Linked DNA regions of Homo sapiens: region 2 is linked to region 1. The links are chromatin contacts, found by Hi-C or POLR2A ChIA-PET in ENCODE. All regions are on one chromosome and are shown on one strand. Each heading gives the region's core, a stretch centred on a gene start or an enhancer-like site at or near the end of the contact. The rest is flanking DNA. Distances are from core to core; before and after follow the strand shown. Region 1 holds the start of CIB2 (calcium and integrin binding family member 2). Region 2 has its middle 17 kb from the start of SKIC8.

What was found. Hi-C counts contacts between places; a loop is a spot of excess contacts on that map. ChIA-PET counts read pairs that join two places held with the same protein, here RNA polymerase II (POLR2A). Pooled maps may share reads with other maps.
Region 2: a loop to region 1 is called in a pooled map, with 3 times the contacts of the local background. The contact joins the enhancer-like site here to the promoter of CIB2 in region 1. A Hi-C loop is called at or near these places in 2 of 50 pooled maps. POLR2A ChIA-PET finds 5 or more read pairs at or near these places in 5 of 52 experiments (activated B cell, activated T-cell and activated naive CD4-positive, alpha-beta T cell).

The regions. Positions count from the first base shown.
Region 1 is chr15:78,129,795-78,133,091 of GRCh38, forward strand. It overlaps CIB2 (calcium and integrin binding family member 2), which reads right to left and starts at 1,651. Exons shown (of 6, transcript NM_006383.4): 1 at 1,371-1,651. The coding sequence starts at 1,421. RefSeq lists a silencer at 1,356-1,875.
Region 2 is chr15:78,314,416-78,317,815 of GRCh38, forward strand. No RefSeq gene overlaps it. Among named protein-coding and RNA genes, the nearest start is that of SKIC8, 17 kb to the left of the region's middle. RefSeq lists an enhancer at 1,333-1,382 and a silencer at 2,252-2,361. Within about 2 kb of position 1,901, at least 4 of the 41 ENCODE cell types and tissues checked have a DNase peak (open chromatin) inside an H3K27ac peak, as active enhancers do.

The DNA.
Region 1 (3,297 bases), core at 401-2,900:
GTGTGAGCCCTGAATGGCTCCTCAGCCTCTGTTTACACGTCTGTAAAATGGGCTAATAATCCACCTCACTGTGATGATCAAGTGAGTTGATGCGTAGAGGGCATCAATTACTGTGCCTGGTACACAGCAGGTGCTCCATAAATGCGTCTCCCCTCTTCCTTCCCAGGGCCTCACCTGGGGAGCTGAGAAATCCATTACTGACAACTAGGGCTTCTAGGAGGAGAAGGGGCCTTTGTTTTACCTTCACCCACATCAGAGGACCCACACTTCACACCTGCTTTCCTTCACAGCCAAAGTAAGCACTGATGAAGGCAACAAGTGCCTATGGAGACCCTGTTGGTGTTCCTCCTGCCCAGTTACACAGGCCACAACACAATCCTGCCCCCTCCGCCTGGGGAGTCAGGGGAGAGGCATCAGATGTGGGACTTGAAGGGTGAAAGAGATCCTCTGGAGGGGGGAAAGGCATCCAGGCCCAGGAAATGGCATGGGCAGAGGGAGAGAGGGAGGGAGGAATGAGCCTGGTGAGCTGGAGCAACTGCAAATGGTTTTAAGGCGGCTGCCATGCAGAGGGCAGGGAAGGGACCTGGGGAGACTGAGGCTGCAGAGATAAGCTGAGCAATTGGCCAGGGCTCCGGGTAAGCCAAGGGGTTGGGCTTCATCCTGCAACCACAGCGAAGTTTTTACCTGGGTGGGACGGTATTGGGATTCCAGATCTGGAAAGCTGGCTCTGGAGGCAGGAAAACCTAGAAAGGTCTAAGGAGGTGGCTACTGAGGGCCTAAGGGAGCTGGGAGAGGTGGCCCTGGAAGGCTGCTACCGGGCTTGCGTTCTTGCTCCAGTTATCTCCATGCTGGGGTCAGAAGGAGCGAACCCCAGCCGATAAACAAGACAGTCCCAAGGGAAGACTGCATGTGGGGACTGATGCACCCCACTCCTAGACCAGACAGGACGCCAGCTCTCATTTCTGCTTTACAGAGACTCGCTCTCCTGGGCTCCTTCCTGGGGCTGGGGGGCAGGGAGCGGGGAGGGCGGTCCTCCGTCCAGCCTAGTTTACTGACTCCCTCTCCGGGCCAGATGGGCGCTGGAATGGGTGGCTGGAGAGGGGTTCGGGTCCTGCCTAGGGCGAGAGTAGCTGGAGAGAGGCGCGCCTGAGAGGTTCTTCCAACTGGAAAGAGCTCTTATTCCACCGGTGGGGAAACTGAGGCACGGCGAGGGGAAGTCACCGGCCCAAGGTCACGCGTCGAGCTGAAGGCAGAGGCAGGGTTTGAACCTGGGAGAGCTGGCTCTCGGGAGGCCTCGGCCAGCGACCGAGAAAAGGGAGGGGCGGCGGGGCGGCGGGGCCTGTGTTGGGGGCCGGGCGCGCCGAGCTCACCTGGTAGTTGTCTAGCTGCTCTTCGGTGAAGATGGTCTGCTTGTTCCCCATGGTGGCCGCCGCGCCGCCGCTCGCCCGCCCGGGCTCCGACTCCCATCAGCGGCCGCCAGACCCGGAGCCAGCGCCCCGTGCCCGCGGCCCTCGGCAGCCCCGCGGCTGGCAGCGGCCCACGGTGGCCGGACCCTTCCCGCCCCGCAGCTCGCCTGGAGGAGGCGCGCGGGGGTCTCGGAGGCGGGGACGGGAACCCGGAGCGGCAGCGACTCCGCCGCCGGCGGGAAGAGGGCGGGGCACCCGGCTCCGCGGCTGCAGCGCGCCCGGGTCCCGGCAGGAGGCGACCTGGCCCCGGGAGACGCTGCCCGGCACGAACCCTTGGCTCCCGCGGCCGGAAGTGCTGGGGGCGCGCGGGGGTCTCGGAGGCGGGGACAAAGACCCGGAGCGGCGGCGACTCCGCCCCGCAGCAGGAAGAGGTGTGAGCCCGGGTCCCGCCGTGGGAGTCCAGGTCGCACGGCGTGAGGGTGCGGGGCCTGGGAAAAAACCCTCTCGAGGCGGGCAGTGGGGCGAGTGGCGCCCCTTGACCTGGGGCGGGGGCGGCAGCGAGGACTGTGAGTGCGTGGATCTAGCTGGGGCCGGGCTCCGCCACCGTCTCGCGTCGCGACCTTGGTCAAGCCCTTACCCGGGCCCTGTCCCTCTGGGGAGAAGGAGGGGGTCAGTCAAGCTGACATCTGAGGCCCTCCCGGCCAGGCCTCGGGAAGCCCATCTGGCCTTTGGGCGCGGCCTAGGCAGGGCATCTCAGACCTTCTGTGTTCCTTAGGGAGCAGGACAGGATTTACTTGGCTTGGTTACAAACGTGAGACTTGAGAGGATTTAAAGGACTTGACTGTGTCCACAGAAGTGTGACAAAGGCCAAGACATTTTTTGGAGCTTTTAAGCAGATGCCATTGTAAGGGAAGCAGGACTTTACCTCTGCCCTCCTAGGGTCTTTGGCTGGGCTTGAGAATTAATTTGGCATAAGACAGATTAAGGGGAGAAAAACAGATTTAATACAAGTTTTACATGACGTGGAAGCCCTCATAAGGAAATGAAGACCCTGAGAACTGGCAAAATCTAAATACTTTTTTTTTTTTTTGAGATGGAGTCTCCCTCTGTCGCCCAGGCTGGAGTGCAGTAGCGCGATCTTGGCTCGCTACAACCTCCGCCTCCTGGGTTCAAGCGATTCTTCTGCCTCAGCCTCCCCTAGTAGGTGGGACTACAGGGGCATGCCACCACACCCAGCTAATTTTTTTTTGTATTTTTAGTAGAGAGAGGTTTCACCATGTTGGCTGGGCTGGTCTCGAAATCTTGACCTCAGGTGATCCACCTGCCTCAGCCTCCCGAAGTGCTAGGATTAGAGGCCTGAGTCACCACGCCCGGCCAATTATTGTATTTTTTTTGTAGAGATGGGGTTTTGCCGTGTTGCCCAGGCTGGTTTTGAATTCCCAGGCTCGAGCAATCCACCCACTTTGGCTTCTCACCCAAAGTGCTGGGATTATAGGATGTGAGCCATCATGCCCGGCCTCATCTCCTGTTTTTTAGAAAAAGAAGGATGATCAAGAGTGCCCTTCTTGCATCTGCTATTTTTCAAGTGCCTTTAACTCAAATACTCAATATGCCAGAGCAGCATATGTTGTGGTGGCATGTTCTGAACTCCTTCCCCATCCACCAAATGGAGTCACCGCTATCTTTTTGGGGTCCAGCCCATACAACTGTTATTTCTAAACTCAGGACAACTGAATCAGTAGGTATTATCTCCATATTATAGGCAAAGAGTTGGGCTGAGAGAGGTTCAGTAACTTGCCCAGGGTCCCACAGCTGGGAATTAGTAGAACCTGGACTGGACCCAGGCACTGGCTCAACATACCATTCCACAACTGCCAGTGGACTTTGAAGA
Region 2 (3,400 bases), core at 651-3,150, 180 kb after region 1:
GGGGCTCTGGGGAGCAGGGCAGAGCAGGCTGGGCTCCGGGCCCAGGGCTGTTGAAATTTCCATGACCACCAGATTAAGGCCACCTGGGTGAGGCTACTCCTACAGGAGGAGCCAAAGGGACCCAGTTGTGGGAGGGGCTGGAGGTAGAGATTCAGAAGGGGAATGGAGGGTCTTCAGCAAGACCTGCGGGGAGGTGGGCTGTTTCCCTCTGCGCTGTGCCTCTCTCCAGGGGCCAAGGGGCCTGGTGGCTAATGGGCCTCCCCACTCGGGACCCACTTTGACCTGCGCTTCCTGGCTGAACCTGGGCCTCTGGAATTCTCTGTCTGTTCTCTGGTCCCCTCTTATCCTTGTCCCTAAGCCAGGAGCATGCCCCGAGGTTGGGTTCTAACCTGGGCTCAGCCACTTGTAAGAAAAGTAACTTTAGCTATTGAAACTCTGTTTTCTTATCTGTATTTTTAAAAATTTTAGTTTTTATTTATTTTGTAGAGACAGGGTCTCACTGTGTTGCCCAGGCTGGTCTTGGACTTCTGGCCTAAAGCGATCCTCCCACCTTGACTTTCCAAAGTGCTAGGGTTACAGGTGTGAGCCACGTGCCCAGCCTCACCTGTAAAATGAAGACAATTTCTTCTTGGGTCTGTTACGAAGATTAATAAGACAAGGACTCAGCAGCACTTAGCGCAGTGCTTGGCTTACAGAGAGTGCTTGATAAACGGGAGCGAATAGTGATAGGATCATTGCTTCCTGTTTTGAGTCTTTCATTCTGCTGAAAGGTAAGGTCTCAGGGAAGGACATGGCTGACCTAAGATCCCCAAGAGGGCCAGGGCAGAGTGGGGATGTGAGCCTAGTCCCCAGATGCCCACTCCCATCCACAGCCTTCTGTGTCTCTAGTACTGTGCTCTGGCTTTCCGTGAGTGGCCAGCTATGGCTTCCTGGCTGCTGGCACTCCTTCCATCCTTTCTGCCACTCTTCCTGCTCTGTGTCTGCATTTTAAAGGGGGCTTTAGGCTGGCTCAGTGGCTCATGTCTGTAATCCCAGAACTTTGGGAGACTGAGGCAGAAGGATTGCTTGAGGTCAGGAGTTCAACACCAGCCTGGGCAACATAGCAAGACCCTGTCTCTATAAAAAATAAGAAAATTAGCCAGGCATGGTGGTATGCACCTGTGGTCCCAGCTATTTGGGAGGCTGAGGCAGGAGTTTGAGGCTGCTGTGAGCCATGATTTTGCCACTGCTCTCCAGCCTGGGTGACAAGGCAAGATCCTGTTTCTAAAAAAATAAAAAAGGAGGGGGGTCATCAGTGTTTTCACCAGGGCCAGGCTCAGGCTCTGTGGGAGAACAGGGGCTGAGGACTCTCCCCCTGACCCCTAGAAGCCCTGCCACGAGGGTGGGGAGGACCTACGACTAGGCAGTCAGAGCCCTCTGCAGCACTCAGGGGCTTGGCCACAAGAGGGAGGGAAAGGGCTTGGCAGAGTAGTCAGGAGACCTAGGTTCCAGCCTTACCTCCACCACCTATGTGCTGTGTGCTTACAGCACATCACTGCTCTCTCTGGGACCCAATTTCCTTGATCACACATACATGCGACCCTCTGCAGTGGCCAGGGTCTCACTCAGCCCAGAAGGGTACTGAGCTCTGGCCAGACAGGGCACAATTCTTTCCTCTCAGAAAACGACAGCTTCTTGGGCCGGGCCTCTGGGGACAGGGGTTCCTGCTCTCTAGGAGCTGCCTGTAAAGGTCCCTTGTCAATTAATTTGGCAGCTCAGTGTTCAGGGGCAAGTGCTCTTTGAGAGGCCTAATGTATCCCCATCAGAAATGACTTATGGGATTCTCCGTGGGGCTGTGATCATGCCCTGCCCCCCGCCATGCCCCCTCAAGGCTTGCTTTGTCATCCAGTCCCTGTGTTTGCATGTGTCATTGCCCAGCCACCCCCTGGTCAGAGGGTGGCCACGGGAGACTCATTGGAGGCACATTATCGGACACTGGTTGTGAGGGATGATGGAGGGGCAGGCCCATCTGCACACACATTAAGCCCTTTGTCTCTGGACTCAGTGGGAAGATGAATGAGGCCTGTCGCTAGGCCTCTGCTGCCTGGGGGACAAAAGGGGCCTGGAACAGGCCTTGGGATGGGTGTTGGGTGGAAAGCAGCCTGTGCGCATCTCTTCAGACAGAACCAGATCTAACAGGCTTAACCAGAGACAGCTGAGAGGAGGCAGGCGGTCAGGAAGGAGTCCCAGAAAGCCCCGGGAGTCAGGCGGGGTTTCTGCTTGACGGAGCCCGGTGTTTCCCCTATAAAAGCTGATGCTTGGTCTTAGGGGCTGGGGCTCCATTTGCATTGTGTAAATACAGGCTGGCAGCGCTCTCAGATGAGCTGATTCAAACTCCTCACTCTACCGTGGGGAACCTCAGGCCTGAAAAAGCAAGGACTCACTCACCTAAGGTCGTTTCAGGAATCAGCAGCGGGGGCAGGACAAGAACCGATGTGATAAAATTCCATAGCCACCACCGCCCTATTTGGTGCAGATCCAACTAAACACACCCTCAATGACTCTGAGACAAGGTACAGTTTCCTGAGGGCAAGAGAAGGGCGAAACGGGACTTTTGCTCATTCCTGGACTTTTAGGGGTTGACAGATTGGCTCTAAAGTTTATATGGATGAATAAATATACAAGGATAACCGGGAGGCCTCTGGGTATAGGAGGCTTTGTTGCTTCAGAGGGTCAGGCAGGGCTGGCAGCACAACAGAGCTGTGAAGTGCAGGGCCAGCAATGGCAGGAGCTGTGCCGAGGTTGCCCCCGTGAGCCTCCTACAACGCAGGTGAACACATCACTCCGCAGCTCATCAACCTTTTGTGGCTCCCCATGGCCACAGGGCACAGTCCCAACTTCTCAGCCTGGCATCTGAGGCCCTCTGTGATCTGCCTCTGCTTCTTCTCACACCCATCTCCAGAAGGCAGCCCAGTCTAAATGTCAGCACCCTGGGGAGCCCTCTTCTGGACACTCACAGCGTGCTGCTCCGAGCACTGCCATGCCAGGTGACTTCACTCTCCTGATTTTGAAGATCCCTGTTTCCATGCCTCTCCTTCGGTGAATCATATGTTCTGGGCCTGACCTGGATCCCCAGTCCTGACACCCAGCCCAGCACGGGAGCTCAGTGAATGAATGAATGAATGAAATGAATGAATGAAATGAATGAATGAATGAATGAATGAAATGAATGAATGAATGAATGAATGAAATGAATGAATGAATGAAATGAAATAACTATGCACCCTGGACCTCTTCTCCCTGACCCCACAGTAGCTCTTTGGGAAAGCAATGTGGGCATACCCTACCCTGTGCTTCAGCAATTCCACTCCTAGAACAGCTCTTTAAGGAAAGAATCCAAAAACAAAGAAAAACTGCTTCA